2 separate regions of the Homo sapiens genome follow, and region 1 is linked to region 2. Evidence: read pairs that join two places in POLR2A ChIA-PET (ENCODE). Cell type or tissue: Caco-2. All regions are shown on one strand. Each heading gives the region's core, and the rest is flanking DNA. Links, peaks and the distances in the headings are about the cores only.

Region 1 (16,084 bases), core at 6,354-11,353, 76 kb after region 2:
GGAAGTCAGATTGTCCCTGTTGGCAGATGACATGATTGTATATCTAGAAAACCCCATCATCTCAGCCCAAAATCTCCTTAAGCTGATAAGCAACTTCAGCAAAGTCTCAGGATACAAAATCAATGTACAAAAATCACAAGCATTCTTATACACCAATAACAGACAAACAGAGAGCCAAATCATGAGTGAACTCCCATTCACAATTGCTTCAAAGAGAATAAAATACCTAGGAATCCAACTTACAAGGGACGTGAAGGACCTCTTCGAGGAGAACTACAAACCACTGCTCAAGGAAATGAAAAAGGATACAAACAAATGGAAGAACATTCCATGCTCATGGATAGGAAGAATCAATATTGTGAAAATGGCCATACTGCCCAAGGTAATTTATAGATTCAATGCCATCCCCATCAAGCTACCAATGACTTTCTTCACAGAATTGGAAAAAAACTACTTCAAAGTTCATATGGAACCAAAAAAGAGCCCGCATTGCCAAATCAATCCTAAGGCAAAAGAACAAAGCTGGAGGCATCACGCTACCTGACTTCAATCTATACTACAAGGCTACAGTAACCAAAACAGCATGGTACTGGTACCAAAACAGAGGTATAGACCAATGGAACAGAACAGAGCCCTCAGAAATAATACCACACATCTACGACCATCTAATCTTTGATAAACCTGACAAAAACAAGAAATGGGGAAAGGATTCCCTATTTAACAAACGGTGCTGGGAAAACTGGCTAGCCATATGTAGAAAGCTGATACTGGATCCCTTCCTTACACCTTATACAAAAATTACTTCAAGATGGATTAAAGACTTAAATGTTAGACCTAAAACCATAAAAACCCTAGAAGAAAATCTAGTCAATACCATTCAGGACATAGGCATGGGCAAAGACTTCATGTCTAAAACACCAAAAGCAGTGGCAACAAAAGCCAAAATTGACAAATGGGATCTAATTAAACTAAAGGGCTTCTGCACAGCAAAAGAAACTATCATCAGAGTGAACAGGCAACCTACAGAATGGGAGAAAATTTTTGCAATCTACTCATCTGACAAAGGGCTAATACCCAGAATCTACAAAGAACTCAAACAAATTTACAAGAAAAAAACACACAACCCCATCAACAAGTGGGCAAAGGATATGAACAGGGATTTCTCAAAAGAAGACATTTATGCAGCCAACAGGCACATGAAAAAATGCTCATCATCACTGGCCGTCAGAGAAATGCAAATCAAAACCACAACGAGATACCATCTCACACCAGTTAGAATGGCGATGATTAAAAAGTCAGGAAACAACAGGTGCTGGAGAGGATGTGGAGAAATAGGAACACTTTTGCTCTGTTGGTGGGACTGTAAACTGGTTCAACCATTGTGGAAGACAGTGTGGTGATTCCTCAAGTATCTAGAACTAGAAATACCATTTGACCCAGCCATCCCATTACTGGGTATATACCCAAAGGATTATAAAACATGCTGCTATAAAGACGCATGCACATGTATGTTTATTGTGGCACTATTCACAATAGCAAAGACTTGGAACCAACCCAAATGTCCAACAGTGATAGACTGGATTAAGAAAATATGGCACATATACACCATGGAATACTATGCAGCCATAAAAAATGATGAGTTCATGTCCTTTGTAGGGACATGGGTGAAGCTGGAAACCATCATTCTCAGCAAACTATCACAAGGACAAAAAACCAAACACCGCATGTTCCACTCATAGGTGGGAATTGAACAATGAGAACACTTGGACACAGGAAGGGGGACAGCACACACCGGGGCCTGTTGTGGGGTGGAGGGAGAGGGGAGGGATAGCATTAGGAGATATACCTAATGTAAATGATGAGTTAATGGGTGCATCACACCAATATGGCACATGTATACATATGCAACAAACCTGCACTTTGTGCACATGTACCCTAGAACTTAAAGTATAATAAAAAAATAAATAAATAAATAAAAAATAAAAACAAGTATATTTACAATAAAAAAAAAAAAAGAAAAGTAACAGGCTTGCCCCCAGGAAGAAAACTCTGCACCTGTGGCTTCTCTTATTTTACCTTGTAGCTTTTCAATTTGAATCCCATATGGGGAGAGCGGCAGGGGCTCCATTTTTGGTTCAAACTTTAGGCCTTCCAAAGTCGTGCTGTGCCGAAGGTAGCTGTTGTGAGGCGCTCCCAGGATCCACCGTCATCCCTGGATATTTCCCACTGACCTTGGGCGACCTTGGGTGACTTCAGGCAACAGTGAGGGGTGCAGCCCGTGGCAGTCACTGACACACCTCAGCCAGCACCAAGCCTCCCACAGAGCCGGTAAGTGGAGTGATCTTGATCCCTGATCTTCCCCACAGCCCTTGGCAGGAATGTTGTTATTCCTGTTTGTAGATGACAAAGCTGAGTTCAAACAGCATGCCTGGGTTTGCACACATCCCCGGCAGGGGCAGAACGGGAAGTTAGGTCTCTGTCACTCCAAGCCCAGTTCTTTTTACTGAACAGAGTTAGTGCAACACCCACAGCATTGCTCCCATACTTCCCCTGAAAGATTCTCAGACTTCTGGCTTTAAAAATGTTGGGGTCCAACCAGATTGACCAGTCTTTTTTAAGCCTAGTCAGGAATTTGAAAAAACTATGAGGTGGGCAGAGCTGGGTTTTGTCCAGCAGTGGTTGTTGTGAGCTGGGTAGGCTCACACCCTCATTTGATTTATTACTCATTGCAGTCCTGCGCATGAAGTGTTCATCCCTGACTGCAAATGGAGAAACTGAGGCAGGGCAAAGCAACGTAATTTGCCCTCAGCTATGGGTGCTGAGGCAGGGCAGAAGCCCGGGCTTGTGGCCTGCAGTCTGGGCTGAGGAATGCCCCTGGGGCCCACATTCTGCCCTGGGAGGGATCTATATTGGGGATCCACTCTTGCCCCCATGAGGGCATGAGAAGCAGATGAGAATTCTGTAAGGGCCTTTGGAGCCCCCAAACCCTGAAGCGGTAAAATGCCCTTCCCTACAATTCACTTCCAAATACAAACAATACCAAATGCAAGCACAGGAGGGCCCTAGAAGCACAGATTTTCCTCCCATGCACTTCTGGAGTTGAGATTTTTTTCTTTAGGTATCTAGTGTGAAATCATTAAAGTAGTTAATATTTGGTGCCTGTGCTTTGCTGGTGCTCCACTTACAACCTCAGAGTGTCCTCCGGGTACCCTCTATGGGGGTTTCAGGAGCTCTTTGCAGATGGGGAAACTGAGGCCCAAACACAAGTATGGTCCTGGGCACAGAGGGTACCCACTCTGTCCCCTCAGGAGGCCTCCTTTCCAGGGAGGGTGGGGCCAGACCTACCCAGCCCTTGGTCACCACCCCCACCCCCAGGGCGGGAGCCGTTGCCCTGCAGTTGCTGCCTGTGGCGAGCTGGGCCAGCCTGGTCCTCTGCTCCTGGGCCTGGGGGCACTGGTGGCCAGGTACGAGGCCGAGAAGGAGAAGCAGCTGGTGTTGGAGATGGAACACCTGTTGCCCTGGAGGGGCACGCCCATGTGTTCCCCCACCCACACTTGGCTGCATGCGGGACCCCTTCCAGAAGGGTGCCGACTCCAGCGGGGTCACCAAGGACCAACGCTGCCACAGGCAACACGTGTGGTGCCTCCAGGGGGAGAGGGTGCTGGGCTGCCTGGTGGGTGGGGGGGAGATGGAGGGTGGGTCTGGAGGTGGGGGCGTGTCGGGGAGGGGAGAGGGAAACAGACTGGGAGAAGGGGAGCAGGAGTGAGGCCCCCTTACTGGAGGGCAGGAGCGCCACCCCGGACCTAACGCTTTTGTTCCTCGGACCCAGCCTCCCCGGCCTTACCCTTATTCCCAACCCCGCCCAAGGGCGAGTGCTAGGGGCCGCGGGCTCCTAACAGCACCGACAGCCGCCCTTTTCCTCCAGGGTCTCCCCTGGGCCAAGCTGGAGAAGGTTCTGACAGCCAAGCTCAGCTCCACATGTTCAAGCTCTGGCATCCGCAGGAGACTACTTCCTGAGACAAAGCCTAGCATTAGCACAGGTGAGAGGCCTGTGGTGTGGTGCGGTGCCGGGAGGCAGTCTGCGAGTCCACGCTGGAGGGAGCGCTCCTGGGGAGGACAGCCGGCTTTGACCCGTCCAGATGCATTTCCCCTGGGCTCCCTGCAAGCCAGTTTCCTGGCCTCAAGCCTGGCCTGGGGGTGGCCTGTGGGGGAGAAGCCACGAGGGCAGCAGCTCTGGCTCCAGGGCTGTTTCTGAAGGAGCCGGGGTGGGCGTCCCAGCAGCCAGCATGCAGGTGGCACAGGGTGGGTGCTCTGTGTTTCCGGGTGATCTAGCAAGCCCCAACTCCTTTCCTCTCCCTGTTCCCCTCACTCCTTTACTGCTTGTTTCTTGTTTATTTCTAAGGGTAAGTCAGGTAAGGGCTCTGTTCTCAAAGGCCCTGATCTGGGGAGACAAGGTGGAGAGACAGGCTCTCCAGGAGCCATGGAGAGGCAGGGAGAATGCCCGTTTTGGGGAGGGTCTTAAGGGACAGAGCTGGATGCCTAGGAGGCAGGTATCCGAAACGGCACTACACTCACTCTTCCACACTCATCAGTGGGGCAACACTGGAGGCCAGCGTTGTCCCCAGAAACGCTCCTGTCGTCTGAGCTGGCCTTGAGAGCTGCACAGACTTTGCTAGGCCCAGGAGGGACTCTAGGAGGAAGAGAGCATGGGCAAGGAGGGCACTGCTGGAATGAGTGATGAGCCAGGGCTCATCACAGAAGGCCAGGAATGGGAACAAGGCAGTTGGATTTTATTCCACAGGCAACAAGGTAACATAACCCATGGGAACTACAAAAAGTCCAAAGGAGAGGCAAGTAAGACACCCATGATCGCACCACTCAGGAGCGACTGTAATTAACATCTAGATCTATTTCCTTCCAGTCTTTTTTCTTATAGTTTTTCATGGTAGATTATAGTTTATCTATCTGTATATTTTCATTTGATGTCTTAATCCAATCATTTTCCCCTTTGAAGAGTTCTTCGGATCACATAATATTGTATCAAGTGGGTGTATCCTAATTTACTTAACATCAATTTCCCAGCTTCTTCTGTTATAAATAACCCCTCTGGACATTTCCATGCATGAAATCTTTCTCCCCTCTCATTTTACATCAGTTTCTTGCAAGACTTCCCAGGTCAGAGGCCGTTCACCTTCCACCTCCCTGCTTGCATGACAGCAAGCTTTTCTTGCACCTGTGTCTTATTTCTCAAGGGCACGATGTGTAGCTTTTCTTCTTCTCTTTTGGGAGTGAGGGCTATGCTCATGGCAGGAGTGCTGTGTCCCCAGGTAAAATCCACAAATTCCTTGGATCTACCCCAGAGTCAGAAGGAGGGAGCCTCCTCTTGGCCAGAAGCATGCCTCTGGCCTCCCAAAGCTGGCTAACTTTTGATGTCACCCAGATGTAAGACAGTGAGGGTCTGGACCTTCTGGACTAGAGGGGTCCAGGGGTGAGGGGAGCAGTGTCATGGAGCACCCAGGACCTACCAGACACCACTCCTGGTGCTTCTGTATGCCTCATTTCAGAGGAGTCTCCTCCAGCCTATCTGGCTCATTTACAGGTGTGGGGAGATCACGGTTGGGAGGACTCCCAGATACCTCACACACAGGTGCTGGGGGGCTGGGAGCTGTCAGCCACATCCCTTTGTCACTCTTTTGGTGGTGCCCAAAGCAGAGCATCTGGATCAGCACACGGTCAAATACCTTTCACTTTAAAGATGTTTCTATTTAGAAATAACTTCAAACTTACGGAAAAGCTATGAGAGTGGCAGATAACTCCCATGAGCTTTTGATCCAAATTCACCAACTGTTTATGTTTTTGTTCCATTTATTTTACCATTTGTATTCTCTCCCCTCTCCCTTCCCCTTCTTTCCTCATCTCTCCTCTCCTCTCTTTCTCCCTCTCCTCCCCTTCTCCTCTTCTGTCTTTCTTCTCCTCTCCTCTCTCTCTCTCCAGACACATATACATGCACGCATGCATACACAAGTACACATTTTTTTTTCCCCAAACGTTTGAGAGTAAGTTGCAGGTATCATGCCCCTTTGCGCCTAAATATTTCAATGTTTTTCCAAGGCACAAGGGCGATCTCTTAGAGAATCGCAGTACAGTTATCAAAACCAGGAAACTTCACATTGACACAACACTGATCCACATTCACACTTTGCCAGCTCTTCCCACACTGTCCTTAGCAGCTCTCCTGCCTGCCTGTCCAGGCTCCCATGCTGCATTCGGTCATCTACCCCTTTAGTCTCCTGCAGCTGGGATAGTCCCCCGCCCTTCCTCAGCCTTCATGACATTCACAATTTGGAGTTCACAGAATGTCTCTTGGTTTGGGTCTGCCTGATGTTTCCTCATGCTCTGGGTGAAGCATCTGTAGCTGATCACATCAGGAGGGGCACATCTGTCCCGAAATCCCTGGGTAGGGTGGTCGACTCCAGGCCCTGCGAATGTAAGCTAATTTTAACGCCTTTGAGCTCAGTAAGTAATTTGTGGGGACATCTTTCTGAGATTATGCAAGTATCCTATTCCTCATCCAACTTTTGCCCAGTGTTTTAACCTCATTGATGAGTTTTGCCTGAATGCATTATTACTATGAGGGCTGCCAAAGGATTTTCTGACTCTGTCACTCCTACATTTATTATCGGCATTTACTGGAAGGAAGAGCTGCTCCTCCTTATTTATTTCCATCAGAATGGACTCATGGAATTTTGTTTTATTCACTAGATTATAATCCATTAGCCTCATCATTTATTTTGATGCTCAAATATTCCTAGTCTTGGCCAGGAGCTGCTGTGAGATAGTGCTGGTGGCCTTTTGACAGGCTCCCATTGCCTTTGGCCATGTCCTCACCTCCTGGCACAGCTCCTTGTGTACATTCCGTATCCTGGCTGGAATCAGACCTCCTTCTGAGAAGTCCTGTCCTTCCCTCCCTTCCTCCCTCCTCCCGATTTTAAACTCTTCATTCTGAAATAATTTCAAACTTATGTAACATTTGCAAGCCTGGCCCCTGTTGCAGTGGGGAATATTATTTAGAAGCCAGTGAGCCCTTTTTGTGCACGTTGCTATTGGAGTATCATTTGTACGATGTGTTTATTTTATATTGATCCTTGTGTGCATAAGAATACTGAGTTTATCATAGTGCTACCAAGTGTCCATTTAAATTACACTTTTGGTTACCAAAGTGAGGCAATTGACAGAAAAATGTGAAGTCAATAGTAGATCTTAGATACAAAGATGGAATGTGGCTGAAATTAGAGAATATGAATGAGTAAAATCAAGAAAACCTGGGCCACATCGTGCTGGACTTGGGTCTGAACACCAATGGGCCCTTTGGCATCCTCACAAACCACTGAATGCCCAACCTTGTGAATATTGCCTTGGGCTATGAGAAGTAGCTCATCCATGCCAAGGCATATGAGTTTAATACTCTCAGCAAGCCTGTGAGGTTTACCAGTATTACTGCTATTATACAGATGGGGAAACCGAGGCACAAAATGCCAATCAATGAGGCGGGGCACCTTGGTGCTCTAGGAACTCAAATCTATAATGGCAATCAGGGACATTGTTCTCTGGGTTCCTACTTTGGGGTATGGGATGTCAGACTGCACAAAATTGAAGATTTTTTCTATTGCTAATATTCAAAGATAAAATGTTTATTGGGGTTGTCTTTCCATTGCAAATGTGCACTGGCTTGGAAGCAATGACTTGCTCATTCAGTTTGTCTGAAAGGGAATTTGTGGGTACGGTCATGTGTTGATTAATGATGGGGATACATTCTGAGAAATGCATCATTAGGTGATTTTGTTGTTGTGTGAACATCATAGAGTGTACTTACACAGACCTAGATGATATAGCCTACTACACACCCAGGCTACACACTTGTACAGGCTTTTACTGTCCTGAGTAGAGCAGGTGATTGTAACACAATGGTAAATATCTGTGTCTCTAACCGTATCTAAACATAGAAGAGGTGCAGTAAAAATATGGTATTAGGCTGGGCTCAGTGTCTTATGCCCTGTAAGCCCAGCACCGTGGGAGGCTGAGGCAGGTGGATGGCTTGAACCCAGGAGTTTGAGATTAGCTTGGCAACACAGCAAGACCCCGTCTCTACCAAAAAAAAAAAAAAAAAAAAAGATGAGCTAGATGTAGTGTTGCACACCTGTAGTCCTAGCTACTTGGGAGGCTAGGTGGGAGAATCACTTGAGGCCTAAGCTGGGGTCAATTTGGTTCCTCTCATGTGGAGCTGAATCAATTGTCATTTATACCAAGTCATATGAATTTAATGTTCTCAGCAGGCCTAGGAGATTTATACCATTATTATTACTATTATACAGCTAGGAAAACGAAGGCACAAAAAGGCCACTCAGCTGGTAAGAGCCTGAGCCAGAGTTTGAATCCAGGCAGTGTGGCTGCAGGCATCCTGTTTAGCTCCCATCCATTTGGCACCTGGTGCAGAGTTAACACGGGGAAGCACACAGCTCAGTGCCTGGCTCCTGGTTGTGTTACTCGTGGCCACGAGGTAAGGAAAAGGTAGGACCACCTGGAAGGCAGAAGTGGTTCTTGGTTGGCCAGTAAAGCTTTGCCTGTGAGGCCAGAAGTGGTGTGCAAGGGCTGGGGCACAGGCAAAGGGAGCTGGGGTGCAGGGCAGGGTCAAATGGGGATGGTCATACTGAGCCCCCTCTGATGCTCTCCACTGCTCTGCAGCTGCCCTTGGGGCTGTAGCGTCTGCCCCAGTGTCTGGCTGCCCCAGACATCACCGCCAGCCAGCCCAGGTGGCTGAGGAGTGTGAGACACAAAGTGGACTTCCAGGACATTGGCTGAGTCTTCCCACCACCCATCAAGCTACCGAATCAATTACTGCAAGGGTTGGTGTGTCTTCCCAGTGGGCCACAAGACCAATGCCTCCCATCACACCTCCTTCATGTCCTTCTTCTCTCACTTCAAGGTGAACCCTGACATCTCCAACCCCGCTTATGTCCCCAACAAGCTCAACTCCACCAGACTCCTTTACTTGGACTCACAGAAGATGGTCTTGCTGAGGGAGTATGCAAACAGAGCGCTGGAGAGTGTGGCTGTGGGGAGGGTCCCGCCCTGGCATGAGCTTCTCTTGACTTTTCATGACTGCTGAGTAGGGTGAGCAGTGGGAATGGTGTGGGAAGAAATGATATCCACTTGGGAACTCAGAGCACTAGATCTCATTTAATGATGACATTGAAGTCCCTGTATGATCTTGGGTGAGGCATAGACTCTCCCTAAGCCTCGGTTTATCCATCCTGGGAATGGTGCTGGCTGAGGGGAGGTATGGGGGCCAGCTTAGGGGGGACTATTGCCTCCTGTGTTATTCTATTCCATAAAACATACAGCTGGGTTCCCCAGGGCAACACTGGCCCAGCACAGAGACAGCCGTTGGTATTTATTGAATGAATAACGAACGGATCAGAGGCTTCTCTTGTCATTCTTTTTCTTTTTAACTCTTTTTTTCCACTTAAAGCCCAGTGTGATCATATTTAGCTATTTCTCTCACAAGGCGATGTCCTGTTTTTTTAAAGCAGGAGGAAGAGTTTTATAGCTTTCTTGCCTTCCCCCACCTCCTTCCCAGCTTAGGTCCAGAAGTCCTGGTTTGCGGGCAGAACCTAAACTCTCCTGGCTGGCTGACTGGGAGATGGTGGAATTGGTCAGCTTTAGCAGGTGATCAGCAGTGGAATTTATAAAGCTTAGGGAAGCAGGTCACTGGCAGAGCTGAGACCCTGCACAGCTGGTGGCCAGTGGCACCTGTGTTTCTGTACCACTGGGACAGAGTGGTGGAGAGAAAAACCTTTTTGATCTTCACTCTTCTTGACCACCCTCCTGGAGCCCAAGTGAGACCATTTGAGATCTAATGAAATCAGAACAAGAGCCCTGCCGTGCCAGTAAGCTACCACTCTCAATCAGGTAGTGGAAAGAGAACAACTTCCTCTGTTGTCCATTGTGGATGTGTGGTATTGCTTAGATTAAAGTGAAGCAAACCCATCCATCCATCCTTCCATCCATCCATCCATCCTTCCATCTATCCATCCATCCATCCATCCGTCCATTCATCCATCCATCCAAATTATGGAGAAGACATTGAAGATGATGTTTATAGCAAGATGTTCAACAACACTGTTTGATTCAAAAAGCTGGTCACAGAAGTCTTCACAATATGATCCTATTTTTGTTTACAACTATTTGTATAGAAAAAACACCAGGCAGAAATTCATTACAGTCAACACTGGAAAGCTTTTCTCTCATTAGTGAGATCATGTGTGGTTTTTATTCTCTTCTTATTTAGCTATGTTTTCTACATTTTCTTCAGTGAAGATATATAATTTTATTTAAAAGAAAAAACGTAACTGATTTAAAAAGAGAGCAGATGTGTTCTGTGTGTTCTTTGGATCTGACTGGGAGACAGGGGTGTCTGTGGGGGAAGGTGGGGACAGCCAGGCAGGGGCATCTTCAGGCTTCATTTGCCAGGTCCTGGTGGGCTCCTGCCTGGCATGAATGAGGTTCTGGTGACCTCTGAGGCTTCTCCTAACTCAGGGTTCCTAGATCAACCTAAGGTGCCATTCAAGGACAGTCTCTCGGTGCCCTGCAGACCTGGGGTGCGGGGAGGTGAAGACAGTCCCATCCCAGCCCTCTGTGAACCGAGGATATGTTCAAAGTCCTGCATTTGAACCTGGCTCTGTCCCTGGCCACCCAGCTGTGTGACCTTAGGAAAATTCCCTCACCTCTGTGAGTGGCAGGCTTCTTATCTGCAAAGAATGGGAAATACCACGTCTCTTAAAGGGCTTATGGGGGAATAAATGGCACAGTAAGCAAATAGAAAGCAAGAGACACTCATCTCTAGTGAGGAGATGAGACAAACACTAGTTCACATAAAAGCCAGCCAAGAAGATGGTGTGGGGCTGGGCTGGGAGCACCCGGGAGCTGGTTTTGCCAGCACTCCTCTGCAGTGCCCAGGCCTGGCAGTGCCCAGGCTGGGCAGAGTGCCCAGGCCTGGTGTTAGGAACATGTCTGCTACTTAATAAAGATAAGGGGGAGGTAACAGGACCGCAGGAATGAATCTATAAAAGCACAGGCTGCTGGCAGCAGCAAAATGGGAATAAACTCCTTAGTGCACCTGCAGAGCCCTCTGTCCCATCACTACGCAGGTGCCCCCACAGCAGGACAACCCTGGGAATGCCTGGGACCCTCTGGCCTGGCAACAGTTTGTTGATTGAATAGATAGAAGCACATACAAGACCCACTTTCTCCCAATAACCCCAGGACCATAATTAGGAGCCAGATAAGCCCGCTACTTGCCTCAGCTCCCCTCTGGTTTTTTGTGTGCCCGGGGCCGGCCCCAGGCTGAGCCAAGGAATCCCAGAGAGGGGCATCTGCCACTTCCTCCTGGGGCTGTCTGGGCTCTCTAGGGTCAAGGACAGTGAGTAAGGAGCCCGATGTGGGTCTGCAGAGCCCAGCTTCACCTGCAGCAGTCTCAAAGGTCCTCCCACCTCCTCTGCTGCTGACACAGCCTCCCCCAATCCTGCCATCTAGTGCTCCTTTGATGATGGTGAATTCTGAAAGGAGCCCCACCTGCAGACCTGGGGAGGGCCACAGGGTTTAGAAGACTTTCTGAGAAAACACACCGGTGAAGTCCAGCTGTCCTGCTGGACGCGCTCCTGGACTGTGTGGCTTTCTTGCAGATTTCTTTCCCCTTTCTTCCCTCTTTGGTGTCCCAGGTTGTTTTGTCCTCCCCTAATCCCTTCCTAAGTAGAAACAAAGACTCAAAAAGCCAGGAGCCTGAATGCAAGATGGGAATAAAGAGGTTGAAGAGCCAGGGATGCAGGAGGGCAGGAAGGAGGAAGGCCCTTGGGGGGAAGATGGGTGAGACAGGCCCTGCTGGGGTTGGCAAGGAGAGGGTCTCTCTTCTTGGGTAGCCAGAGAATCAGTGCCGGGTGCTACCTCACCCAACTGGTGGAGCTCTGATGTTCCTGCCGCAAGGACTTTCTGGGGGAATGGGGCCTTGGGGGCTGTCTCCCACCCTCACCAAGACTAAAAGGGCCGAGGCAGTTGAGACTGTCATGTGAGTGGACACACAACCACTGCCACACAAGAAATTGGGAAAAACATCTGTGTCACAGATGACAAATGGAAGATGAAAGCCTTATGACATTAAAAGCTCTCACAAGCTATGAACCTTTCAAAAAGAAAACAGGCGGAGAAGAGGAAGTCCCCCCACCTTGGCCCGGCACAAACAACTTAAAAAAATACAATATAGTCAATATATGTATGATAAACTGTTTTAGCCTGTAAAAATGGAAAAAAGAAAAAACCCTGAGATAAAACAAAATGCCTTTTTGTGTGGCTTGTCAAATCCAGGCACCTGGCATGTGGAGAAATTCCACCATCCCCGAGGTCCTCGGGTTTTAGATTGCTCTCCAGGAGGGCAGACATCCTGCCCTGGTGGCGGGCTCAGAGCCAAAGGCAAGGCCGATAAATAAGTGATGGGATTTCTGGGCACAGAGAGGCAGCTGGGATTACGGTAAATGAAACCTGAACATCGAGGCTCCCACTCACCACTGGACCTGCACAGGTGGATACTCCAAATGATCTCCTTTTGTGCACCCTCACTATAGTTTCATTATGGTCCATTAAACAGCAATAATTAAAACAAAATATATTGGATTTGTTTATCCTGGACTTTGCAAGGAAATGAGATTTGCAACGGTGTTGGTGCACAGTTGAGGACTACAGGACTTGTAATTAGCAGGGTAATTAAGGAGGTGTCGCCTTTTTACTGCAACGGTGAACTTCTCAGGGATAATGAACTCTCCTGGTGGAGGGGAGTCCGGCTGGGGGTAGCCATGGGGACCAGGGGCTGCCTATTGCTGGTCCAGCCAGTAGGGGAGCTGGGGCTCATTTACGTAACAAAATGCTGCATGCCAGGTGCTGTTCTAGAAGCCAGGGTGCACCGTGGAGCTTGCATGAGAGCACTGAGACAGACACCAAGCATGTGCCAATAAAGCATTTGAGAAGGACTTAACAGCTAAGCAGGAAACCAAAGCAAGAATAAAGGTGGAGAGTAGTGGGGACGAGAATTGGGCTTCTTTCGTCTCGGAAGTCTTCTCTTGAAGAGAAGACTTTAAGCCGAGATTAGGATGAAGTGAGGGCCAGAGTCTTGAAGGCCACCCAGGGGCAGCTTTCCAGACAGTGGGAAGGGCAAGGACTGGTGGGAAGGTGGGTGATGGTGTCTGGCCAGGCTGGAGTGGGAACGGGGTACAGGAATGGGTTTTCTCCCCGACTGCCCCCGGTGTGATGCAGAGTGTGAGGACACCCCAGTGACCTCTTGCTCTCTACCCCCTGACACAGAAGGCAGACCTTGTCCCCACTAATTTATTCAATAAAGGCCCTCTCTCCAGGCTGTGTACCTCAGGTGGAGCTAGAGGCAGAGGCACCTGGGAGGACATATTCTTGAGTTGGAGTTGTGAGGTCCAGGGCACATCTCCAGCTTCACCTGTGGTGCCCACCTAAAGGAGAAGGGGTGCCCAGCTACTGTGGGGCTAGGGAGGTAGAATGAACTCCATCATCTGTCCCTTCATCCATCCATTTTTTCATTCCTCCTTCCTCCTTCCATCCACCCACCTATCCATCCATTCTCCACCCAGCAGGCATTTGCAATTTCTGATACCCCAGGCTGTTCCAGGGCCTTAGTAGGAGCAGGAACACCCAGATTGGCCCTGGCTCCTGCCATCCACATGAAGCTCTCTCCAGCGGAAAAGGAGCTACTCCGTCTGCAGTTTGGTGCCACCTGGTGGCAGCTGTTGGCTCTGGCTGAAATCAGTGAGGATGATTCTGGGCTGGGTGGCTCTGTGCAACTTCAGGACAGCAGCAGCTGTTTCAGAAAGTACCAAGTAGGTTAATGCCTCTTCTCAGCCCAGTCTGAGGAAGTTGAGCTGGGAGAATGTTGGGGATGCAGAGACCCCTCCCTGCCCCCACTTCCCTTTTCCCACGATTGGTGGCAGGCTACCTGGCTTCCCACTGTTTCCCCTGTGCTCCCTCGGAGGCAGTGGTTACTACTCTGAATTTACATTTTTATGGAGTTTATAGTTCTGTCCAGTGACCCAGAAAGTATGGCCACTGAGGAGTCTCTCTGTAGGGCTGTAGGCAGAGAGCCCCATCTGCTGCTGACAGCCCTCTGAGACCGTGGGAGGAGCCAAGCGGGTTCAGGGGAGGCTCTGAGGACCACCATATGCCACATGCTAGATGACCCTGCCTGGGAGAAACAGCCAGCAGCCTTGACCTTGACTCCTTTACTATCTGAACTTGTGAGTATCTTTTTTCCTGGCCACGGAAAACAGACCCCTGACCTCATGACTGATTGTCCTAGGACCTGCCTCTACAGGCTTCCAGCTCCACCCCAGAGACCTTTAGCTTTGGGCTACCTGCTTATGACCTCTTCCCCCAGCCAGCCTCTTTACTGAAGCATCTATCTGGAGGCTCAGGGCTTTCCTACAGACCTCTGTCCCTGGCCTGGGTCCTCACATAAGTGTCCAACATCCCAGGCCGTCCCTGAGACCCTGCCTGGCTCTAACTTTGCCACCACTGACTAGAGTGGCTGACTCAGAGGCCTCTGGGATTTGCATGATGGATGTAGTTTTCCACATGGAGCTGTGCTCGTGGGTGTCTCACCACCCAAGAGGATGGGCCACTTGGTTAAGGAGGGGGAGCTGAAGGTTGCTCAAGGTGGAAGTGAAGATGAAGAGAAAAATACTTGCATGCCAATGGTCACTGATGGGCTTTCACAGAAATAGGAAGGACTGTGAGTAATTTGAGGCATCTGCAATATGCTTATTCTTTGATCAGATCATGTATCTACTGAAAATTTATTTTAAGAAAATAACAAAAATTAGCCCAGCAAATTTTTGTATTTTTTGTACAGATGGGGTTTTGCCATGTTGTCCAGGCTTGTCTGGAACTCCTGGGCCTGCCTCAGCCTCCCAAAGTGCTGGGACTACAGGCATGAGCCACCTCCCACTGCTAGTTTTAATTTTTTGTCTTATGTCCTTCGTTAAAATTTTTTTAAACATTTAATTCATTGATTGATTGATTTTCCTTTAGACAACTTTTTCTGAAGAGCATAATAAAAGGAAAGTCAGCCATAAACAAAGCACTTAAAAAATACATTCAGGGATTATAAGTTCAGCTGCCTTCAGACAAGAGACAGAAAGTATCCTTGTGTGAGGGGTGAGATATTCCAAGGGACCAGAACCTCCGCCAGATGCATTCCGTGCAATTGTTTTCACATTTTAGAAAATACAAAACGACTCTAATACTGACACTGGCCAAACAACTCAATGCTCCCACTGGCTGGACAGCCAGAAGGTAACCTTTGCCTAAAGTAAGAAATGAGGGTCCCCTTCCCTTCACCCCTTCTGCATTCCTACCCCCCAACTCCAAACACAATTTCCTGGTTAAAGGGGCGAGGACATGAGAGCCAAGGCAGGTGCTCCTGGGAGAGCCATTGCAGGGAATGGGGAGTAGGCATTACTTGGACACAGCAGAGTTTAGCATAGATGTTGCCAGACAGAGTCTGGACCTGGGTGGGGACAGGCAGGAGGAGAAGGAAAAGGGGGAAGAGGGACAGAAGGGAGGGGAGAGGGAAAGGGGTGAGGAGAGAGGGAGAGGGAGTGGGAGGGAAGGGAAAGAGGAAGGGAAGGAGGGAGTGGAGGGGAGAGTAGGGAGAGAGGGTGGGAAAAAGGGAAGAGGAGGAGGAGAGAGAAAAGGAGGAAGGAGAGAGAGGGAGAGAGAGAAAGACGGGGGGCATTTCAGGAGTGAGGACAGATATGCAGATGTGGAAGGGCTGCCCCCCTCCTCTGTTTTCTGAAAGGCTGTCACAGTTGCTAACCACCACCATCAGCTGTGGAGAATGTTACCATTTCACACAGTAGTTCTTCCATGATGGGAATCCTTTTGGCTTTGCAGATGGGAAAAATGATGCTCAAAAAGCTAAGACAACCAAAGAGCTGGAAAGCAGCAATAAGGATTT
Region 2 (14,284 bases), core at 9,041-14,040:
AATACCTTTAGTTCCATTTATTAAATTTTACATTAAAATATTTGTTCTGGCAGGAGACCAGGTGAGCATTACAGTAAGTACAAAGTCTATTCATGGGGAGAGTTGGAGCTTTGAAGAAGCCATTCTCCCTAATTTCCTTTATAATGAGTGTGCATGATAGCATTTCTAGATAGCTTGCTCTCTCTCTTGTTTTTGAATGAAGTTACTTGTCTGATCCCTGTGTTTTCTGCCCTTCCCAATCTATGAACTTTATGTAATAAATTCTAATGCCAAAACGTAAGTGACTACCTAAAATGGTAGAAAACTATGTTTAGATGTTAATCTTTATTCTCTTTAGAAATTTAAATAAACTATTAAGGCTTTTGTATTCCAGAAGAATAAGCATTTAATCTATTTGATATGGTAGGACTGAAATACTTTATTTTGAAAGAAAGTACTATGAGCACTTCCATATTTAAACTGTAAATTGACTCTGTAGAAATCAGTATTGGTAAAAATATTGGTCGGTAAATTATGTAGGATATTTCATCATACTGAACCCAGATAAGTCCGAGCTCCTTGTGTTTCAGTAGGCTTATATAAAGAGTAAGAGCAAGGTAGTTGCTAGAGGGGTGTGCCCAGGAAACCTCAGACACTCCCTATATATGATTTGGAGATAACCTTTACAGTAGTGTCAGTGTGCCTGAAGTCAGCAACTGCCGAAAGTTCTTCCTACTCTCCAGCTCATCAGCAGCGAAATGCTTAGTAGAGAGCCAAATATGAACCATAAACTGAGTCAAGATCATGTTTCTTTAGTCTCCAGAGTTTAGTGTTTTATTTCTTACTCTTTCGTTAAGTTAGCAGATCAATACTTCTGTGAGGAGTGTTTGGAGTTTTAGAATATTTTAGAACGCCAGTTGCATTTATATAGATGTAGGAAGGGGAAGAAAACACTTGGAGATTTTTAAATGCTAAACATCGTGTTGTTGTTGTTACAAGGAAGTTATATTGAAGCAGGGGATTTTTTCAAAGATGAGAATTCTATTACATTTTGCTTGGAAGCATGTGAAAACATTCCAGACCAAAGGAAAAGTTGAAGTTCCAAGTGGGCATTTAGTGTGGTCTTATCTATGACTGTTAATTTTTTTAATATGCTTTTTCTGTTTCAAATAAAATGCTTTTTCTGTTTCAAATAAGCTCTTTGGTTGGCTTGTTTTCTGCAACTCTGTTGGGTGTTTTTGGTAACTAGACAACCCCAAACTCCTCCAAATGGTTTCTAGGACTCTTTCTTTCCTTAAATGGTTTCTGGGATTTTCTTATTTCCCATTTCATTTCTTTTCTTTGCTTCCCTTCCTATTATCATCACACTTATGTGGAGTCCAGTGCTCAGGTCCTAGGAGAACTAAAGTCATCCCTGCAGTGTAGTTTTGATCTAAAAATTAAAACATGCTCTCTTGGGTGGTGACAATCCTACTAAGAATGAAGTCAAGGCTAATAATGAACAGCAGCTGTAATCAATTAACTATCAATGCTCATATCCTCTTCTCTATAATGAAATAATGTGGCATATTGGACTACATCCCAGATTGTCTTTATTAAGATGGTATTGGTGGAAGTGGCTTGTGAGAATGTGGTGCTGCACCACAAACACCTGGGCTCCTCATGAGTGGAAGTTTACAGAGGAGTGTGGTCCCCCCCGCTCATATGTACCAGGGCGGACTGGACCACATCTTCCTAACAACTTTATAACACATCCTCCTCTGGAACCAGATGAACTTGGGAGTTCTCTATACTTATGTCTTACAGAAAAATAGCTCTTAAGGTCAAATGAAGTTCTGTGTGAGCTGTTATTGCCTCATTGGCTATGTATATTTCCTGTGAACTCTTACAAACTGTAGAGGGGCCCTAATTTGAGATGATTTTGGTGTTGTAATTTTAAGGACCATGAACATTGAAATGGGAACAGTGTCTCTGTGATACCAAGAAACTTCATGGTAAAAGAAGTTTGATTTGTTATTTTTTAAAAAATGTGTGTTGTATGTGTGTTTCTAGAAGACAGAGAAACATATTGCTTATGGTTAATAAACATCTGTACTGGTTGCTGTGTTCCCCTTCATAATGGATACACCACCTTCTTTTCACTTTGCCATTCATATTATAATGATAGGCCCCTCAATCTTATAATGAAAAGGAAATAAATTGACTTTCAAACTCAGTTAATTTTTTAAAGTCTTGGATATCATTTGGTAATTCCTAATGTTATTGAATTTAATAAACTTTCAAGGATAAATATTTTACTTTGTAGTTCCTGGTAAGTTCTGGGTATGACTAGCAGATTTCCATCCTGCAGGTTGATATATTTGACCATGGAGCTATTGGCTTTCCCTAAATTTATTAGGTAATCAATGGTAATCAAAGATTAAAGGAATTGTAGTCTGTTTGGTAATTGATGCTAATCACTGTAGTACACTTAGCCATTACTCATGTTCATCTCACTGGTATTAAGAGTTAGGAAAGGGTGGTTCAGTTGACGATGTGACTGTTAATGGAGTTGATTGTCCTGCTGTGGTCCAGCAACAGTCTAGGTCTGCTCCTAGATCTCAACTCAGCGTGAAAATCTCCAATTTTTTCTACTAAGGGGGAAAATGGCAGAAATTAAAGGGCATCTTGATAATGCCAGATAGATGTTCAGCCAGAAGAATATACTAGCCTTAGATAACAAAATGTGAGTCATCAATGTAGCAGTTTGCAGAAGGCACATTATAAAAGAGAAAAAAATACTGTATAACCTGAAAAAACATATGCATGTGTTTATGCTTATTTGAATGTGAGTTTGTTGTAAAAATATTTTAGACAGCTTTTGATTGGTTGTTTCCTAATCCCTGCTAAGTGCATATTGATGATAACTCTTTTATTCCCCTTGGAGGATAGAAAGAAGCTGGTGCATTTAATCCTTTTAGAAAGGCTTGCTGCCATGGAAGGGGCCAGGCAGAGTCCCACTCTCCTTGGGGAGCTCAAGGGGCACCTGGACAGGCCCTGCCTTGGTGAGGAGCATGGCTTAGAAACTCTGTAGGAAGAGTGTCGGAGTCTCTTGTAGCCTCTGGCTTCTTGTAGTCTGGCCCTTTCCACCCAGTTGAAGGGCAGGGACAGTGACTGTAGCTGGAGGCAGGGAGGGTTTCAAAGTGGACATAGGTTATTTTGTTACGTTGGAGTATAAGGGTAGGCCTCATTTAAGTTAGGGCTTTACCAAAATTTCATTGTTTTTCTATAGAACTACAAATTATTTTTCAGTTGTGTAGTAGATGATTTTTAATATTTCAAGCATTGTATGATTTACTCTTCAGTTATTTGTAAAAATTGTATTTTGTTTGTTTGTTTGTTTGTTCTGAGACAGAGTCTCGCTCTTGTCGCCCAGGCTGGAGTGCAGTGGCACAATCTCAGCTCACTGCAACCTCCGCCTCCCGGGTTCAAGTGATTCTCCTGCCTCAGCCTCCCAAGTAGCTGGGATTACAGACACTCACCACCATACCCGGCTAATTTTTATAGTTTAGGTAGAGACGGGGTTTCACCATGTTGGCCAGGCTGGTCTCAAACTCCTGACTTCAGGTGATCCACCCGCCTCGGCCTCCCAAAGTGTTGGGATTATAGGTGTGAGCCACTGTACCCGGCCAAAAATTGTTTTAAGTTCAGGAATAATTTATTTCTGAGCTCTAGTAAGAAAACAAAAATCACTTATGATTCCCCAACTCTGAAATAATCTCTTTTAGCATGTTGATATATTTTCTTCCAATCTTAAAAAATGTTTTAATTTAATAAAGCCAGCATTCATTAATTGCTTGCTATTAGGTAGGCATTGAGATCATTTGAAGAAGAGATTATCTCTGCTCTCACAGAGTTTAGGGAGGATCTCATACAATTACAGTAAAGGTGATTTGTGTTTTGTCAGGGTTAATGTGGAGTGCACTAAGGAAGAGTCGTTAACTTGTTTACAGAGAAAGGGACAGGGAAGGCTTTGTCGAGGAAGCTAGAGATCTGAATGTTGAGTAGAAGGTAGCTGGAGGGGTAAGAGGGTAACCAGGACATGGTGAAGGTCGATTGGAGGAAGGGAAGACGGTTCAGGCTGGTGGGCTGCTAGCCACAGGAGCAAGTGGTAGGATAATGGCAGTGAGAGGTAAGGCAGGAGAGATGAGCAGAGGTCAGTCTTCGTGGCCTCGTAGGCCACGTCCAGGTGTTTAATCTCTGTCGCAAGAGCAGTGGGCAGTCATTAGAGGCTTTGAAGTGAGAGGATGAGGAATTCAAATTTTACTGTTTGAAATAATCATCCTCGGAGATGCAGTAACCCAGATGAGAGAGGAGAGTGGCTGGACCTGGCATAGCAACAGTGTAGACGGAGAGACATGGCGACTGAAAGGATTCAGGAGGTAAAAATGATGTGAACTCAGTGTAGGTTGCTCGTGGTGGAGAGCAAGCAGGTCTGCTCAAGGATGAGGCCTAGGTTTCTGATTTGGGCACCTGGACAGTGGGACAAAATTCTTTCCATTGGTTTGGAAGCACGGGGACAGGGGACAGCCAGGTAGGGGAGGATGGCGTGTGGTGCTTTGGGGATATCGGCAGTGAGATTTCTAGTGTGTGGTGGTTTGGAGTTCAGAAGAGTGATCTGGGCTGGAGACTTAGATTTGGCATTACCAGCATCTAGAATTGAAATTGTGGGAATTAGTGAGATAGAAGGGGTAGTGTATACAGTGGAGTAATGTATGTGCATTTTGCTTCACACAGTCAACATCTTTGTGGGGCAGGAAAAGGGAGTGGAGGAGAGGAATGACAGTGTGCAGAGTGCAGTGACTCTGCTCCAGGTGTGTGAGAGGCAGGCGTGTGGCCCTGTGATGCCCTCAGTCAATCCCAGTTTTTAGTTGCCTCTTGTAGCATGAGCTGAGTGTTGTTGAAGAGGTTGCCACGGTTAGTTTTGACTTCTGCTTAATTTTCTTCTTATGCACTGACTGGCACCCAACTCCCAGCAAGACTGAAGGTTAATGGGCTACAGTAATGGGAGTGCCGCTTGTGGAGATACAAGCTCAAGAGCTTAGCTAAAGGGATTGGTCTCAAACAAGAAAAGGGACACTGTCCCTTTGTCCCAGAAGGGCAGGAGGAGTGCAGATGCAGACAGGGAATACAGTGTAGGACGTATCAGGATATTTGACTGCACCTAAGTGAAACCTGGCCTCAAATTGGGTTAAACATTCACAAATGTATGGTACACCTAGAAACCTACAGAGGGGGAGGCTGTGGACACAGCATGATCAGCAGCTCAATGATGTCTTCAGGGACCCAGATACTTTAATTTTTGCCTAAGGCCAGGTGTCCTTGTAATCATTAGATCTCCTTATCACTGTAACCCAGTGACCATTGGTCTGTACATGTAGCCAGAAAGACCAGGAGAGAAAAGTCTCTCCCAACCCAGAATGTAATTTTTCCTTACAAAGTTGGTCAGTCTTGCCAGGCCAGCTTCATGGACTAGTGAGAGTTTCAGGGGAGTACCATGCACTGACAGGTTATAGATGAGCCAGGATTCCTGCTTCTGAGCCAGGCAGTGGTCAGAGTCCCATAAACTGTGTGTCTGCAGTAAGGAAGAAGGAGGGCACCTGCAGAGATCTGATTCTTCAGGAAAAAGGGAGAGGGGAATGCATGTTGAGACAATGGCCACAACCAGTTTTTCTACGTATACCTATGTCTAAGGAAATTGGGGTGATTCCATAAATAATTTTTAAAAATTATGGTGAACATTTTTCTAGTTTATTAACTTCTTCAAAATGATTTTAATAGTTATATGATATTCCATCTTATTTAACAGAATCTTATAGTATTTTCTATATGGTCCTGTTCTAAGCACTTTACAGATGTTAACTGATTTAATCTTCGTAATAACCCTATAAGATCAATACTGTTATTATTCCCATTTGAAAATGAAAAACTGACGTTCCCAGAGGTTAAATGGTGTGCCCGAGATCATACAATGTGTGCAGAGTTGGATTCAGATCCAGGCAGTGCCTCTAACCACTGGCCCATGCTTTGTTAAAGAAATGGGATAGTTCATTCAGCTTTCCTCTTCTCCATGGACATAGGTAGCACCCACTTTTTCTGCAGTATAAAGAATGCTCCAGTGTGTATCCCAGTGTGTAAATGTTTTTATTGGGATTGCTGGGTCAATGCATGGGTGCTGTTGAGGCTCTTGATTTTGCTGCCGAACTACCTGCCCACACAGCAGTGCCAGCTTGTACACTGTCGGTGTGGGCTTCCCAGGAGAGAACACTCGCTCGGATGCTCCTCCATGGTGCTTTGGTGGTGTAGAGGAGCAGGCAGGGTGGTGTAGTGAGGACAGGCTGCAGTAAGTGAAGACTGGCTGCTAGGCAGCCCTCTGTCCCCTGGTAGCCATGTCACCTGGGCCATGCCAGCCTTATGAGCCCCCATCAGTGGAGCATTTCTGGCCTACTTGCTTCCTAGGGCAGTGAGATTGAAATTCTGTGGCTTGAAAACTCTTGGTAGACTATAAAACTTCAGACAAATTTAAGATTCTATTATGTTCACTTAGGTTAAGATACACTGTATAAAAACTTCACTAATCTGTAGTAGAAGGGAAAAGAGTATTTTTGTTAAATAATATTTGATTATCTTTTATGTTACTATAGATGTTATATCTCTTAATATATTATTAAGTGTTTTCTCTTAACACCTACATCCACTAATTGATGAATGAGATTATGGAGATTTTACTTACTGGGTTTTAACATCAGTAACTTTTTCTTAAAGAAAATATCAATAAATTTCCATAGTTAGCATTGTTTTTTTGAACTAAGTTTTTTGTTTGTTGTTTTGGGGGATCTTTTGAGCAGTTGATGACTGTATATGCTCTTTCATGGTTGTTTTCTTCTTGGACGTTTGGATGCAGGTTTGAGGGGTTGGGTCCAACTGTAATTGTCTGTCCAACAACAGTGATGCATCAGTGGGTGAAGGAATTTCACACGTGGTGGCCTCCGTTCAGAGTGGCAATTCTACATGAAACCGGTTCCTATACCCACAAAAAGGTAACACAATATTTCAGTACCTTTTTGTTTTGTTTTAATGCCCTCCATTTTACATATTTGGTTTTTCTCTGATCCATGTGTTTCTCAAATGTATATTCCTGTGTTTTTTTTCCTGCATTTAAAGTTAATTTATTATTATTGACTTACTTTAGAGCTCTGTGTTTTCAGAACAGTTATGAATATAGGTCTTATTGTTCTAACAGTCTGTGGTGGTGTTGTGACAATGTCTGTTGTCCAGTAAAATACGAATCATCTCAGACAGGGCACAAGCCTGGCAGTGTGGGTTGGAGTCATAAGTCAGGTGGCTGCGTCCAGTAAGGAGAGACTTTGCGCATTAGTGGCTTCAAACAGTTTTAGGAAGGTGGATACAGAAGTAAAATAACAACTCTTAATTGGTAAATGCATTTGTTAGTATGCATTTAACCTTCCATCTTGAGAATTTCGCAAGTATTGTTGCTTTTTAGTTGTGTTTTGTTCCTTGAATCCTTGATCGTCATGTATTGACAGTTGTATTTCTTCACTTAGAGTTTGGTAATATCACAGTATCAAAAAAGAGCTTTATCTGTGCTCCTGTGGGTAGCATAGATACGTTGTATTCTTCCTTTTTTCTTCTCATCTGTCTAACCATCCAGACTGTGAGCTCTGTTGAGTAGGGACTGTGTCTGATTCATTTTTATATCCCGGGTGACCCATAAGCATTTGCTGAATAAATAATAATCACGCAGTTTCACTGTGAATTTGCAGGTTACATTATTGGGGAGAAGCAGCAGTCTCTTAGGAGCTAGTTCTTTCTTTCCTGAGTCTTCTGAGCTCTTGAGTTCGTTCTCGGGGCCCAGGAAAGCAGTGCCGGCTGCAAGGGCTATGGAGTGTTTGCCTCACGGAGTCAGATGCACGGGGACCACGAAACTCCAGGATTCCTGTTGTGTTTGTGTTCATGGAAAAGCAAACTTTTGATAGAAGTGACTCAGAAAAATCTATGGTTTGGTAGCACAAATAAGGCGAGATGGAATTTTGCTTACACTGTTATTGTTAAAACCAACTGACTTTGCCCAGAATTTTAAGTGATAAATGGAAAATAAACTGGATAAGATAATTAATAAATTAGGGTAAATGCTGTGAGTTATAAAAAGTGATTTTTAGCAGTATGAAGATAATAGCAGTATAGATTGTTGTCTAGTCAAACCTTAAATTGTTTGTCAAACCTTAAACTATCCTGTCACTACCCTTGTAAAACATTTGTGGTTCCTTTTTCATTTCTGTTATCTGTTAACATCTCTTAGTGTTTTGTGCTGCAAAATCCTGTGGCAGGACTCATTAGCTGATGTTTGTCTTATAAAGGCAATTTAAAAAAATGTTATTCCTTTCATTTTCTTTTGGGGTAGTAAAGTGTGTGTATTGGACACCTTCACCTGGATCATGGCTTGCCTCCAGTTCCTTTGTCACCATAGTTTGAAGAACTGCCTTCGTGTAAACCACATACATGGACTCATTATGGAAATAGAATTGACAGTAAATTTGGTGAAATTTGTCTCCTTGACTTTGGAGGGCAAACTTCTAAGAAGAGATATTTCACTTTTGGTTGCAGTGGCTTTACCTTCTGAGGTTGTTTTACCTTCACAGACACTTGCATACATATGGTTGTTAATAATTTTTTCAGTGTTTTACAGTTTACCAAGGACTCTAACTTGAAGATTCTTAATTAACTTTTGAGGAAAAACAGCATTACAGTTTCCTTGTGTTTTTACTCAAACTCTTAACTCTTCCTACTGTTCCTTTTCCATTATAAAGTATCTTAGATCACTAAAGATGTAAACTGTTAGGCAAAAGATCAAAAATATGTACTTTTATATGTATCAAACTATATTCTTAACTTAGAAGCCCTATATTTATTACTTTTCATTAATGTTAATATTGGCTTATTTGTGGTGACGACACATTGGAAATGTATTAATAGTTCCTTTCCATAGGCCTTACTATTGACATTTCTAAGATCATAACTTTGGTTTCTGGATTCAACTACTGAAGGGGTATTTGCTTCCTCTGCACCTTCGATCTTCTGTGTATGTGCAGATCTCTGTCACCACACATGCATACCTGCTGGCTTACACGTGTGTTAAATTACAATAGAGTCTATGTTTCTTATTCATATTTCAAAAATTCTGTTTGTGGTGATTCGTCCTCTAACTCAGCGTCTAATGCCTGACTTCCTTATCAGCTGTGATTTCTTTTTACAGTGGATGAGCTTTCTGTGCCCACCAGCTGTTCTGTCTGAATTTAATAATGGTACTCTGACATTGGGACATTCAATACTGGATGTATTAGGAACAGGGAAGAGAAGAGAATTTCTCTTTAGAAATATTTAAAAGAATAATAATGCCAGAATTGTTTTGTTTATCGTTCAAGTAGATTATCTTTATTTTCCAAATGCTTTGTTGTAGCTGGTATGACATAAATTTTGAAAATTGTCCGGGCGTGGTGGCTCATGCCTGTAATCCCAGCACTTTGGGAGGCCGAGGCGGGTGGATCACGAGGTCAGGGGTTTGAGACCAGCCTGGCCAATGTGGTGAAACCCTGTCTGTACTAAAAATACAAAAATTAGCTGGTTGTGGTGGCACACGCCTATAGTCCTAGCTACTCGGGAGGCTGAGGCAGGAGAATCTCTTGAACCCTAGAGGCGGAGGTTGCAGTGAGCCTGGACTGTGCCACTGCACTCTAGCCTGGGCGACAGAGCGAGACTCTGTCTCAAAAAAAAAAAAAAAGGAAAATTTTTCATTTGGAAAAATATCAAATGGTCAATTTCTCAATTAAGCACATCTATCATTCTTCTTCCCCAAGTTGCCCTTTAGCTTCCCACCTCTCTCACCCTTTGATCCTATGTTATCTTTGTTAATAGTCTCTGATTGGCAGCATAATTTAGAATTGTCAAATGTACACCCAGCAGCCATGCAAAAAAATATACAACTGATAGTTTCAACCAAATGATGAAATCTGATAAAGAAATTTTTAGGCTTCTGAATCTCTTTTAATGGTCACTTGAAATCGCATTTAATAAAAGTTCAAGATTTCCTTTTTCTGATTATATTTCGTGATCCTTTTTTCTAATATAGAGCAACTTTCATGTGAGTTGATTAATATTTATTTGTTAAAACAACAATAAACACTGCATTTCAGGTGTTTGATGTTGCTAGGGCTCAAAAAAAATAAAGGATGTTTTTAACTAACCTTAAAAAGCCAACTCTTTCCTTGGGGAAAGAAAATGTAGTAAATGAAGAGATAAAGAAGGCAGTCTTGTGATACCTATCCCATAACTCACAGTAGGTGGTGACATCTTTAGCACTGTCTTGTAAAGTTTATTTAATGATTAAGGATTTTTTTTTCAATTTATTGGAAGATACATAATGATAAATTGCTTATGTTCTGAAACAGTTGTCTCTCTCCTACCTTTTTTTGCTACGTAGTCTCTAGTAGTTCTGTAACATCTTAGGTAATTTAAAGAGTTTTGTTTCGTTTTGATCAATTCATGACATGTAGATGCATAAGAGTGGGAAAAGCAACAAGAGCATGCAGTTTTAAGTGCATTGGTTTTGTGCTTACAAGACCAGGGTTCGAATCTTGGATCTGCTGTTTTATAACTTTGCAAGCTTGGGCGAATCACTTGCCTTCCTGAGCCTGATTTGATCACTTATAAAATGGGTAAATTTTGGTAAACTTGTTAGGACTTTTTGGGTTAATATGTATGTATGAAGAGCTTAGTGTGGTCCCTAATAGGTAACATTTACTCAGGTAATTCTTGCTGTTGTTAGAAACAAAGAATATTTAGGCCTCTTCACCTCAGTAGTTGGGAAAAGAAAAGATGCTGAATGAGGCATTGCTGATTGACTCAGTATGTAGTCTAGAGAGAAGGTACACATCTACTTTATCAAAAATGTTCATGGTCATTCAAGATCATCTAGACCTTTTATTCTCATGTTCAGATACATTTGGCCCCAGATGGAAACAGTGAAGTGCAGGGCGTGGTTAAAAAAGCAAATAATGGCCTGGCACGGTGGCTCACGCCTATAATCCCAGCACTTTGGGAGGCTGAGGCCGGCGGATCATGAGGTCAGAAGATCGAGACCATCCTGGCCACATGGTGAAACCCCGTCTCTACTAAAAATACAAAAAATTAGCCAGGCGTGGTGGCAGGCACCTTGTAGTCCCAGCTACTCGGGAGGCTGAGGCAGGAGAATGGCGTGAACCTGGGAGGCGGAACTTGCAGTGAGCTGAGATCACGCCACTGCACTCCAGTCTGGGCGACAGAGCGAGACTCTGTCTCAAAAAGAAAAAAAGCAAATAACACAAAAACTTGGCCATCCGATGAAACTCCCATCAACATGTTCTTTAAAAGGGCCTGTTTTCTGAAACACTAGAGCAAAAAGACGTGGCTTTAAAAAAAGCTAGAAGGGAGTAAAAAACTTTAAAAAAAAAAAAAAAAGAAAGAGGCCACATTATTCCTTAAGCATCTGAAATATTTCAGACACATTCTGAGTACACAAATTATAATAGAATGCAAAGTGGTATCATTCCTATTAACTTTAGAGTCAGTGTATACACCTTATAGAAGACATGATAGATGCTGGGCTTGTTCTGCGAGGTATGTTGTAAAATTGTGTTGCTGGAGCCCTTTTTTTTCTTATTGTCAGCACAAATCCTTGTTTATTAAAGATTTAGCTTGAAGGAAATTTTAATTAATTACAGGTGCAGTAAATCCTGCCTAGGAAGCGGCTGTACTGTGTTTCCTGTGAATGGCCTTCATGTGCCTGTGCTTCGCTCCTCTCCCCGCCGCCTGACAGTGTGATTTATGGCTGTTGTTTTCCACCAGTCCACTGTTTGCCCTCTAGGAGGGATTGGTCTCTTGAGCCTCCATAATAACAGCAGCCCTTTCACAGACATCTTCTAATGACAACAGCACTGCATTCAGTAAGTCAGGCTAATTGCAGATGTACCCTATTAATTGCAAAAACTAGGAGAGGTTACATATTTTACAAGCTTTTAATTTGAAACCGCCCGAGATGATTTGTCTTAAGTGTTTGGATAGAGCCGTCCATAATATTCAACAATTCACCATTATTGAAACTCCAGTCTAGGCAGCTATAGAATTCTGCGATTGAATCAGGTGATAACAAATAGTCTTAGATGGGGTTTTGCCCAGTGGCTAAGTGGAGATTATATTTTCAACTGGGACATTTTGAACAATTTCTTGTTCTTTTTACATAAGCATCTTTTTAATTCTTGTTAATCATTAATACATCTTCCTGAACACAGGAAGTTTTGTATTTCTATAGCTAACATTTCTATACCTATAATAATATTTAGAATTTTCCAGATAAATTTCAATCCTTAAGCAAGCATAAGAAACTAAACATCATTCCAGTGGTATACATTTGGGAAGCTTGGTGTCTCATTTGGTAACTGTGGGAAAGCTCCAGCTACACTAGGTGATGTCCAGAATTCATTTCGGCTTTGGCTTCTAAAGGTCGCAGGTCTGACCAGGTGAGGTGCTAAAGGTGGATGGTTTTTCTCTGGGCAGACTGCTTTCTTCACTGGCACCAGCAGCTAAGTGGGGCTGGTGGCGAGGGAGTCCTGAGGGAACCCGTACGTGTGTTTTTAAGGCCGTTGTGCACCCCAAGGCGTTTATTGCTGTATTCTTGTGAGGTCAAAAGTCAGGAAATGGGTCTTTCAGATGTGGCCTTCAATATGGTATTGTGCAGGTGTCGAATTTTGTGAATGGGAAGATGGAAGATGAGTAGTCATAATAGTAATAAAAGTATGGCACACACCTGTCAAATTATTAATAGGTCCAGGCATTGTGGTTATTCTCTGCAGCAATTGTATTAACTCTTTGAATGTTACATGAATTACAACATATGAGAAGACAATGTCTCTTTATTTTGTTCCTTCAGATTTTCTTAGCCTTTCTTGTACCCTTTTATACTCTGTTGAATTAAAACACATTTTAATCCTAGTTCTTTAAGAAGATATAAAATTACCATTTTTTGAAGATGTTGAATTTTATAAAATTTGTATTAGATGATTGTGATTACATGAATTATATTAGGCTTCCTGATAGCTATTCTTGTATTCCTGTGATAAGCCTTTAGTAGGTTAATATATTACTAGGTTTTATCTGTAAAGTAGTGGATCTCTAGTTTAGAGGCGTGTATGCACACTCATAAGTGTGCTGTGTCAGTTTTGAAAACAGGGTTTGCTAGCCTTGTAACAATGATTGGAATCCATTCTTTTTCTATATTTTGGAACAATTTCAGTAATAGGATCTAGTCCTACTTTACTCATAAAACCCCTTTGGGTCTGGTAGACTTTTGGTGAGAAGAGTATAACATCTTTTTCACATTGTTCAGTATTGGTTTGTTCTGTTGGTCTGATTTTTCTTGGGTCCATTTTTGCAACGAACTTTTTAGCTATCATATCTGTCAAAATGTTCAGATTTTGTAGCATGTATATTGGTTAACACTTTTGTATTCTCTACATCTGTAATTGTGTTCCTTTGACATTTCTGATGCTGTACATCTCAGTCTGTTATTTTGGCTCACTTTTCAGAGGTTTGTTTGGTTTAGTCTTTCCAAAGAGTTATTATTATTTTGCTTTATCAATTCTACCAGTTTTTTTAATACCCACTAATTTTTATCTTACTAATTCTCTCATTTTCCTTTTTTGGGAGGCTAAGTTGACTGCTCTCTTTGATTTCAGCTTTTCTTAATAGAGTGTTTGTAAAGAATGAATATTCTTTGTATAGTCTAAAGTGCTGCTGATCACTGTTGAAAGGAGGTCTGATGGTGATACTCAAATCCTTTGCATCCTCTTTGTAAATGTTTTATTTTCTTTGATCTGACTTTCTCTCAGAGAGGCTGTGGTCAGCTCTCTGGGTAGGCTGTGGATGTGTCATTTTGACAGCTCTAAGGGCCCTGCTTTTGTGTTTATTGCTGTGCGTTTTGGTAGGTAAAGGTTCATGGTTCTTTTTTCTTATTGTGGCATCCCCATTAAAATATAAAATATCCCTCTTTCTGTTCACTCCTTTTTGTTTCATATTTACATTGCTAAGCCTGCCCTTTTTTGGTTGGCATTTCTTTGATATATCTTTGATAATTCCCATATTACAACTTTCAGTGCCAGTCTGGTTTGGGTCTCTTTTAAACAGAAGGCTAGGTTTTTGCCTTACCCAGTGGAAT

Evidence for each region. Peaks named below come from ENCODE experiments on the same cell type or tissue, not always from the same donor. Only the 100,000 strongest peaks of a DNase experiment are listed, where the experiment ranks them.
Region 1: POLR2A ChIA-PET joins it to region 2 with 5 read pairs; 4 of 35 experiments call an interaction of 5 or more read pairs at or near these places.

What each region holds. Positions count from the first base shown.
Region 1 is chr10:49,405,503-49,421,586 of GRCh38, reverse strand. No RefSeq gene overlaps it. Among named protein-coding and RNA genes, the nearest start is that of DRGX, 17 kb to the right of the region's middle. In Caco-2, for the core only: no CTCF peak of the experiment used is centred there; no DNase peak of the experiment used is centred there.
Region 2 is chr10:49,485,891-49,500,174 of GRCh38, reverse strand. ERCC6 (ERCC excision repair 6, chromatin remodeling factor) reads left to right here. Exons shown (of 21, transcript NM_000124.4): 8 at 6,923-7,058. Among named protein-coding and RNA genes, the nearest start is that of PGBD3, 31 kb to the left of the region's middle. In Caco-2, for the core only: no CTCF peak of the experiment used is centred there; a DNase peak (open chromatin) is centred at 11,899.